Linked DNA regions of Mus musculus: region 2 is linked to region 1. A link is a loop called in an ENCODE intact Hi-C map of the cell type or tissue named here. Cell type or tissue: heart. All regions are shown on one strand.

What was found. Hi-C counts contacts between places; a loop is a spot of excess contacts. Peaks named below come from ENCODE experiments on the same cell type or tissue, not always from the same donor. Only the 100,000 strongest peaks of a DNase experiment are listed, where the experiment ranks them.
Region 2: a loop joins it to region 1, with 2.2 times the contacts of the local background. A loop is called at or near these places in 1 of 42 quality-filtered maps.

The regions. Positions count from the first base shown.
Region 1 is chr5:65,533,016-65,538,015 of GRCm38, forward strand. It overlaps Ube2k (ubiquitin-conjugating enzyme E2K), which reads left to right and starts at 4,230. Exons shown (of 7, transcript NM_016786.4): 1 at 4,230-4,531. The coding sequence starts at 4,469. It also overlaps a transcript of Smim14 not described here. In heart, CTCF peaks have their summits at 2,542 (motif pointing right), 2,744 and 3,913; DNase peaks (open chromatin) are centred at 4,176 and 4,786; H3K4me3 peaks cover 1,754 bases; H3K27ac peaks cover 1,717 bases.
Region 2 is chr5:65,335,802-65,340,801 of GRCm38, forward strand. It overlaps a transcript of Rfc1 not described here. Among named protein-coding and RNA genes, the nearest start is that of Rfc1, 2.7 kb to the left of the region's middle. In heart, a CTCF peak has its summit at 2,771 (motif pointing right); no DNase peak of the experiment used is centred here; H3K4me3 peaks cover 682 bases; H3K27ac peaks cover 534 bases.

The sequences.
Region 1 (5,000 bases):
GGATTGACTACAGCTGCTGGTTCGTGCCTGGTGTCTGCCTGCTGAGAGGACTGGACTGCAGCTGCTGAGTCACGTTAGGTGTTTGCTATGGGACTGGATTGCTACTAAAGAAGATTGAGCTCGCCCCCAAATAACTAGTGGTTAACAGGTCCACTTCCCCCACACCTCCCACGACCACTGCTGGGGTGGGGGCTAGAGAGGTGCACCTTTACTAAAAGTCGGTTGCAAAAAAATTTATGCCTAGATTATCCAGTTTCTATTATAGCTCGGACACGAAGCATAATCCCTGAAAACATTTATATTTTGAAGACCCAAGTAGTGGATCAAATCATTGAGTGGGATCATCAGGGCTCTGAGTTAATCAATATATTGACCCAATGATGGGTTTATAATTTCATGGCATTATGGATGAATTGATAGACATTTTTGAAGGTGGCGCTAGAGGAAGTAGTTTACCAGCTCTAGAGGCTGGTGAGACCATTCAGCGGGTAAAGTTGCTTGTTGCTGTAGAAATACCAAATATGAGTCCTTTTTCTAGTCAATATTATACAACTTGTGTTTACAACTAGGAATTCATGTGTTTTTATCCCCTTCCTGACTTTTTACACAAAGGTCCAAGGCTTGCAGTATTGCAGGAACTTGATGGCCCAGGGTAGTGACCCCTTTCATTCTTTTCCTTTGCACCAAGTCCTTTCATTCTAATTAAGACTGTGAATCGGGACCCCAGCCAGCCAATGGGGAAGAGACACAGGCTCTACCAAATGCACTTCCTATCTCAATGTGTTGATGCTTCTGAGGACATCTTATTGGTAAAGGGTAAAGTTTGCCTTTTTCAGACTCTTCAGTTTGAATAGTGGGCTCTTTTGTCCACCCCTGAACTTATTTCTAACACTGCTAAGCCTGATGACCCTGTCACTCATATGGTAAAAGTAGAGAATTGACTCCCCAATTCTTTCTTTGGGAATAATTAAAAAAAAATTTTTTTTTTGAGTGAAGGACTTGATATTATTGGGGTCACCTTCTGTGGTCTGCCCTTACTCCTAGAACCTGGGAGGCAGAGACAGGTGAACTCTCTTGAGTTCAAGGCCAGACTGCCTGGTCTAGAGAGTGAGTTTCAGGACAGCCAAACCAAACACAGAAAAACCCTTTCTCAAAAAACCAAAAAAATCCCCTAAAACTCAAAACTAAAACCAACCAACTAACCAACCAAAAAAGAGGTGTGTGTTTAATGCAAGCACTCAGAAGGCAGAGGCAGGAGAATCTTTTTTGAGGCCAGCCCGTCGGCTGTTGAGCTCTGGGCCTGTCAAAGCTACATTGAGACTCTGTTTCAAAAACAAAAAGAAAAGAAAAACCTCAAGACAGACAAGCTATACATTTCAGCATCTATCAGGAGGAGATAAGGAGGGCGGGGAGCCATTTAAGGTGACATCGAGGTCATGGAGAATAAGCACCCACACAGTGGCAAGCCTTACAGAAAGAGTAAGGAAGCCCAAAGTGCTGGGAGAAAGAGCACAGGTGTTAAGGAGACGCATACTTAGCAGACAGAAAGAAGAAAAGCAATACTTGGAAAAGTGGGGAAACTGAGAAGCACAGCTGCCACTCAGCTCCTACTGTGCAAGGGGTGGGGCTTCTGGGACGGAAAAGTACAGCATCTCATTAGAGAACTAATTATTCCGCCTATCTCTAGTGGGGCTTAAGGTGGTCCCTTAGCCAAAGCTACTGAACCAGCCTAGCTGGAATGTCAGGTCTCCACCCAGACTACAGATTTCATTCTCTGACCATAAGTTTTTCTCTAGGCTACGTCAAACTCCCCTGACCTAGCTTGCCAAGTAGCTGGGGTTAAGGGAGTAAGTCACCTCACCCAGTTGAGAATTACTAATTTACAGATAAGTTGCAAAGAGAGCAGAGATTTAAATAGGCTCTTTACACACCTGTTAATGCGAACATTGAAAATTGTGGTGCTTTGCCAAGACCAAGACATAAAAATTGTTATACTACTACTCAGGAAGCTATTCAGATATCACTAGTTACATTCTTTTGGTTCTCTAGAATGTTAATAGAATAAATTTGAAAAGTGGGATTGTAGTTAAACAATTACTTGCATTTAAAAAATTCACAAGCCTTGGCCTGGTGTGGAGGAGTCTGTCTGTAGTCTGAGCATTGGGGAAGCCGAGTCGGAAAAGGTTTTAGTTTGTGGCCAGCCTAGGTTGTATAACAAGAGCACATAAACACACACAGAGCATACACACATACAGCTTGGCTGAGCTCTAGGTCAGTCACAGTTCACATACTTGGCTTGCACAGGCCCTGGGTTCAACCTTCAGCAGAGAAAAATATTATCGAGTCTCTTTCTCTCCAAGAACTCACCCGACCTTTATAACTAGTTCCCCCTGTCTGAGTATCCTTATGTCTCCTGAGGTTAGGCAGAGTGGGATAGAAAGTGTTTAGGTTGTATTGGCACAAATACCTACAACATTTCTAGATTTATATTATGGCAAAAATCCTTTGTAGTGTTCAGTATATAGTAGAACCCCCTCTTATCACCACTAGGGGGCTCTGCTAGAAGATCTTTTATAATTTGTCAGTATACTCAGGGAAAGGTTTTGAGTGTTTCAGAAATTTTGAACTGGGGCTGGAGAGATGGCTCAGCGGTTAAGAGCACTGACTGCTCTTCTGAAGGTCCTGAGTTCAAATCCCAACAACCACATGGTGGCTCACACCCATCTGTAACAAGATCTGATGCCTTCTTATGGACGTCTGAAGATAGCTACATAGCTACAGTGCACTTACATATAATATAAATATAAAAAGAAAAAAAAAAAGAAAAATTGAACTCTTAGAAGTTTAAACAACCTCCTTATCTCACAGATGAGGGAAACATGATTCTCGAACTGATGGTCCTCCTGCTTCTGACTCCCAATCTAGGATTACAAGCTTGTACCACCACACTCAGCTAGCATTAGTCTTAAAATGGAATACGGAACTGATCGATTAGGTGAATACATGAAACATATTCCTACAATAACACCTTCATAATTTCAAAATGTTATTTTCTTTCTTTTTTTTTTATTTTTACTTTTTTGGTTTTTCCAGACAGGGTTTTTCTGCATAGCCCTGGCTGTCCTGGAACTCACTCTGAGACCAGGCTGGCCTCGAACTCAGAAATCCGCCTGCCTCTGCCTCCTGAGTGCTGGGATTAAAGGCGTGCGCCACCATGCCCGGCGCTCAAAATGTTATTTTCAAAGTACCTCTCAGCACCCACACCATATTGTTTTAAACTCTACTAACCACTTTCAAATAGCCTCTCCACGTTATTGCTCAATTAAATAATTTTACTCGTTTCTCTTTTCTCCACTCAACTATATTCACTCAATACAAGCGCCAAACACCTTTGTAAGTTTAAAGCTCTTTCGGCCTTCTATTTCTTCAACTGTCACTATAATAAATACAGTTCTTCACATGCTTAATCCAGTCATTCCCACAGCGTGGCCGCTGAAAAACGGGCAGCAGGGAGCTTGCTAGGAATGCCAATTCTTAGGTCCATCCACACTCTAGAGATAGGTGCTAACAATCTTAACCAGCTCTCCAGGGATTCCGAGGCACTTTCAAGTTTGAAAAACACCTTAGTTCTGCAGTTCAGCATTGATTATCTAAACAGGGCAAAGATGTAACTTCTGGCTTTTAAACCCATCACAGGCCTCTTTCTGGCAACACCTGTATCAATTACAAGCCGTGGGACACAACCATTACACAACCTTAAACATCTGTAATACCTGAGATGACCGAATAATAGTTGCCTTATCATGGTTCCAGAACAAAAGCTACGGCAGTGGATTTCCCGGGGGTTTACCAACGGACGCTGGGCAGGACCCAGTTCCTGCATAGCTTTTTCCTCCGCTAGACACAGGGAGGCACTTCGAGCCCGTGGGTTCTGGGTCTGGCCGAGTTAGAGCGGGGCTCGGCCCGGCTAGGGCCGGGGACACCCGCCAGGCCGGGCTCCCACCTCGGGTCCCAGCCTAGGGACTGGAGGTCTCTCTGTAAAGGAGGCCGAGGGGCAGGGGAGGACCCGGCAGGCCCAGACCCCGCGGACAGGCCGCGAAGCCGCACCCTCCTGGCCCCAGCCGCCGGCAGGGCGGAGCCACGCGGCCGAAGCCCCGGCTGAGACGCGCGGCGCGGCGCGGCGCGGGCTCGCTGCTGGAGACGTATGGGGCTCCCACTGGAGCGGCTGCGCCGCCCGGTCGGGTCAGCGTGGTGCGCATGCGCGGACCCGGCGCCATTTTGGTGGCCGGGCGCGGAGGTGATTCTACAGTGAGGAGGAACGCGACGGCGAGGGTGGCAGTGGCAGCGTTCGTGTGCTCGGGTCTGAATCGCTGAGGGAGGAGGCGGCGGCGGAGGAAGAGGTGGCAGCGGTGGCGGTGGTCGTAGCGGTGGCGGAGGAGGCGGGTACGAATCAGCTGCGGGCAGAGACATGGCCAACATCGCGGTGCAGCGAATCAAGCGGGAGTTCAAGGAGGTGCTGAAGAGCGAGGAGGTCAGGAACGAGCTACCGGACGCCCCCATCTCAGCCCCGGGCGGCAGGGCCCCTTCCTTCCGCGACCCCCGGCGGGCCCTGGCCGGCTTCGCTGCGGCCGCCTCTCTGCCTCTGGGGAAGCGGCGGCCTCCCCTCCTCCTCCCGCCGCCTTTCCCTCCCCTCCCCGGGCCCTGGGAGAGGCGGTCTCGCGGGCGGCTGGCCGGCCGGCCGGCCTGGGGAGGAACGGGGTTTGGAGGGCCGATGCCGAAGCACTCGTCGGGGGCACGTGAGCTCTAGAGGGAGCCCCGAGGCGGTGGCGGCAACATCTGGAAGTGTGACTAGGCGGTGGGGAAGAAGGAGCAGGCCGAGAAAACCCGGGAAGTGGGTTGGGGGAAGGGGAAAGGTAGTAACTGGATCCCCCGGCCGCAGCGCACCCCCCAGGCCCACGCTTTTCGGGGTGTTCTGGAGATCGCCGGCCGGGGCCTTTGCT
Region 2 (5,000 bases), 200 kb before region 1:
CAATTTGGGATCTGAGGCTGACTTCCTCTAAGCCGGGTTCCCAGGTGGCTTCCTTCCTGCAGTACACGCACGTGCTGCAAGGGCAGTGCTCTGTAGCCGCTTCCAGAAGTTCTTACTGCCACCACGGTAGGATGAAGTGTATTCGATGCGCCCCGCAAAGGTCAACTGTTCTCATCAAACTTTACACTGATTTATTTTATTTTTAATGTTTGACCTATTGATTTTGGCTCAAACTAACAGACCCTTAGTGAATGGACATTTTTTTTAACTTTTTAATACATTTATCTATTGAAGATGGAATGACAAGCTGTGGTCAGAGAACAACTTTCAGGGAACCTTCCATCACGTGGGTATATGTTTGCATTTAACGGACTGTTTACAGTAAAGGCATTTTGTTTGTTTGGGGGGGTTGTTTTTCTGAGGCAGAAGATCATGTGACTTGTCCAGGTCCCAAACTCCTTATGTAGCTGAGAATGACCTTGAACTTCTGATTTCTCTACTGCCTCCCAAACGCTGAAATCTCAGATATATGCCAACACTCCTGCTTTACACGATGCAAGGGATCAAACTCAGAGCTACTGTGAATGCATGCAACCAACTGGGCAACCCTCAGCCCCAATGTCTTTGCTCTAAAACTACCAAGCTAAGAGAACTAGCCCCCGGGACTGGAGAGATGGCTCAGCGGTTAAGATCACTGACTGCTCTTCCAAAGGTCCTGAGTTCAAATCCCAGCAACCACATGGTGGCTCAAAACCATCCGTAATGAAATCTGATGCCCTCTTTTGGAGTGTCTGAGGTCAACTACAGTGTACTTACATATAATAAATAAATCTAAGAAAGAAAGACAGGAAGGAAGGAAGGAAGAAAACTAGCCCCTTAATTCCTTCCTAAAGCTTCATTAAGTCTCTTAAAGAATAGTCAAATCTTTGACATAACCAAGACACGCCCACACAGGGGAAAAAAAAAAAAAAAACAAGAAAAGATTTAGGATAAGCAAGCTTTGGAAGCTGCTCTTGCTATGAAACTCTAGTGGGCCTGCCTCCACCACCCCACTGCTGGGATTATAGGGGTGGTAGCCCACACCTGGCCAGCAAGTTTCCTATGAGTAAATGAGCAACCTGGTTGTGGAATAGAAATTAACAATTGCATATAACTTTAAGAGAAAACGTGACTATCAAAGAATTTAGTGTAGAGGGCAGTATCAAACTTTGGCCTTGAACTTTGAAATCTTTTTCTAACCACTTCTTGTTGGGTCTTGTCATTTTATGACACCATATCTACTGGGAAAGACAGTAAAGCCTTCAGGAATACAAGAGTTTGTATTTAAGTAGATGTCTATTGCAACATAATTTTGGTTTTTTGAGTGAGGATTTCTCTATGTATTCCTGGCTGGCCTGGAACACAATATGGATTCGCCTGCCTCTGCTTCCCTGAGTCTGGGATTAAAGGTGAGTACCATACTCTGCATTTTTTGTAACATGTAACCCACATGCATTTTTTGCACTGTTCTGGGTTAAAATTCACCAACAATAATAATCCCCAACTTAGAAACAAGTGAACAGTCACTGGTGAGAAGGACTTCCCTGCTTAGGTCCCTCTGAAGCCATTCGTTCAGTTCCTGCTCTACTATGTAATAGTTACAAGACCATAGAGAAGTAATTGTGACTCAGGGTCCTCATCTGTTAAGACACAACTATTTCTGCCACATATCAAGTAGTAATAGCATTCTCTGATGGTGCTGGTGCTGGTGCTGGTGGCGGCAGCAGCAATGGTGGTTACTTGATTTGGTTTGAGTTCAATTCAGACAGTCTCAGTGTATAACCCAGGTTAGTCTCAAACTTGAGATCCTCCTGACTCACCCCCCTCCCCCGCCCCCAGTACTAGGATTACAGGCATGCACCATTATATGTGGATGACCACAGTGTTTTTAAGTCAACAATGATCATCATTATTATAAAGCTTGCACACATGTGGCAGAGATAACCAGAAGGACCCTGCTTCAAAAACAAGATGGAAGGAATGCGAGTCAACTCTTAAAAAAATCTGTCCTCTGATGCCTATACACACACACACACACACGCACACACACACGCACTGGCAGGCGTGTGCTCACACTCAAAAGCACAAAATCAATTAAGTGGGAGAGCACTCCAAAATTAGATGCATCTATACTCCACAGCTTTGCTTAGGACAATAATTGGTTGATATATTGAGATAATAATTGATAATAATTGGTGATCCATTGAGAAATCAGTAAAATCTGTGAACTAATCTCTAGAAAGATGTACACAGCAGATGTATGATATAATTTTGTTCATATAACATTACAACATACACCAATGCACAGTAATCTTTGTGCTTTACATCAATGACTAAGATACATAAAACTTACCTATGCCAGCTATGGTGGCATACACCTTTAATCCCAGCACTCATAGCTCATAGGCTAAGATCTCTGTGAGTTCAGCCCCTTGTGCACCCTTCCCCCCCCCAAAAAAAAAAGAAAGAAAAAGAAAAAGACCATGGGGGTTGGAGAGAGGACTCCACAGTGCACATGCTGCTCATGCCAAGTTCCCAAAACTGGGTTCCTGTCACCTACATTGCACTTCCAAGGGATCTGTGCCCTCTTCTGACCTTCTCGGGCAATGTGTATATATGGTGCACATACGCACATACCTCCTCACAGATATACATACTACACATAATTTTATTTCTTTTAAAACCATTTTTACTTATTATGTAGACAGTGTTCTCGTGCATGTATGCCTGCAGGCCAGAAGAGGGCACCAGATCCCATTACAGATGGTTGTGACCTACCCCTGTGGTTGCTGGAGATTGAACTCGGGACCTCTGGAAGAGCAGCCAGTGCTCCTGACCTCCGAGCCATCTCTCCAGCCCTACACATAATTTTAAAATAAATCTTTTTAAAAATAAAGTCCTTATCTCAGTTGTGGTTTCCATTGCTGTGAAGAGACATCACGACCAAGGCAATTCCTATAAAGGACGTTTAATTGGGGGCAGTTTACAGGTTGTGAGGTTCTGTCCATTATCATCATGGCAGGAAGCACTGCACTGGCAGAGCTGAAGTTCCGGTGCACATCTGCCATCCGAAGGAAGCCAGGAATAGACTGTTGCTAGGAAGCTAGGAGGAGGGTCTCCAAGCCCACCCTCACAATGACACACTTCCTCCAACAAGGCCATACCTCCTAATAGTGCCACTCCCTGGGCCAAGCATATTCAAACTACCACAACCCTAACCATCAAAAAAGAAAAAAAAAGAAAACTTGCAACTGGGTATAGTGGCTCACACCTTTAATCCCGGCCCTTGGGGAAAAGAGGCAAGAGGGTGTCTGAGTTCCAGGCCAGCCGGTCTACATAGCAAGTTCCAGGACAAGCTGAGGCTATACAGAATGATCTAGTCTCAGAAAAGAATGAAAAAGTAAACTTGTATAGTTTTGTATCGTTATTTTTAGTATATATTTTTCTTTTTTTTTAAAGATTTATTTATCTATTTATTTATTATATGGAAGTACACTGTAGCTGTCTTCAGATGCACCAGAAGAGGGCATCAGATCTCATTACAGATGGTTCTGAGCCACCATGTGGTTGCTGGGATTTGAACTTCGGACCTTCGGAAGAGCAGTTGGGTGCTCTTACCCACTGAGCCATCTCACCAGCCCCTTCTTTTTCTTTTTAAGACAGAATAGCGTGTATTTTAGATTGCCCTCAGACTTGCAGTGTAGCTAAGACTTCTTGAACTTCTGATCCTCCTGCATCCACTTCCCAAATGCTGAGTCAGATTACAGACCTGCACCACCACACCCATTTTATACCAGACTGGGGACCCAACCCCGGGCAATTACAGTAGATGCTACTAACTGCTGAGCCATCTCTCTAACCCCTGTTTGTTGTTGTCTGTCTGCTTTTCCCTAATGATTGAAGACTTCATGTTGAAAAGACACATCTAAATGGAAATATTATGTCTTAGATCTGCTTATATAGTGCTCAATACTTTTGCTTGAATCCTTAAAAGAGAGGCTGTGGGGATTTCTTTTTTAATCAACAAAGCCAATTTTGTGAAAATCAGAACTATTTTCCTTCCCACTTGGGAACAGAAATGCTAGGGGAATTGTCTGTGTTCCATGAAAAAACTCTCTGTTCCAAAAGTTAGAATATTGACAATAGGATCTTTCTTAGTTCTTCCTCATCTTGTGAACAGTTGGATCTGATAGTTCCTAATCCACATACATGAGCCTCATCCCCAGACACAGGCAGTGCTCTGAAAATGGCATAGAAGCAAGGCACGGGACCTGACTCCTGGCCCTCCTTTATATTCTAATCACATCTGTGTGACTCCTTATCAATGCCTCTGTCTCCCTTAACCTATCTAAGCCGTAGGACTCCTGACTCACTTTGAAACCATCCTCAAGAGCACAATGGTCACATTGTCTTTCACTAGACTTTGAAAAATCAGCAGAAATCAATTGAATCTTCACTGTGCCGCAACAAATGACCTTCCACCCTCTGGATAAATATTTGCAAATCCTGATTCATTGGGTTCGTTGGAATGTTTTCCTCACAGAAAACAGTCTGTCAGGCAGTCCCTCTGTGACATCTGCAGTCTGAACCCTTGGTTCGGACTAATGACCTAAATGACCTTGGAGACATTTAGGAATACAATCATCTATCACCATTCAGAGCAACACATTCTAATTTAGGAAATCAGGTATGAACTCCATCAGTGAGCTTAATTCTTAGATGATACCCAATTAGCATGTTAACTCTTGAGTGGACTACAGGTATATAAACTTTGCCTGGTGGTTTTTATATCCTATATCTGATAGGAAGTTCCCACCAAGCAAATCTACATACTTACTTACTGAAAAAGGACTTTCCCTTTTAAAATAATAAAATAATAAGTGTATCATTTCACGGTTAACACACAAATTTGATTATGTGCATAACCTCAAATTATAATTCCCTAAAATATCTATTGGCCT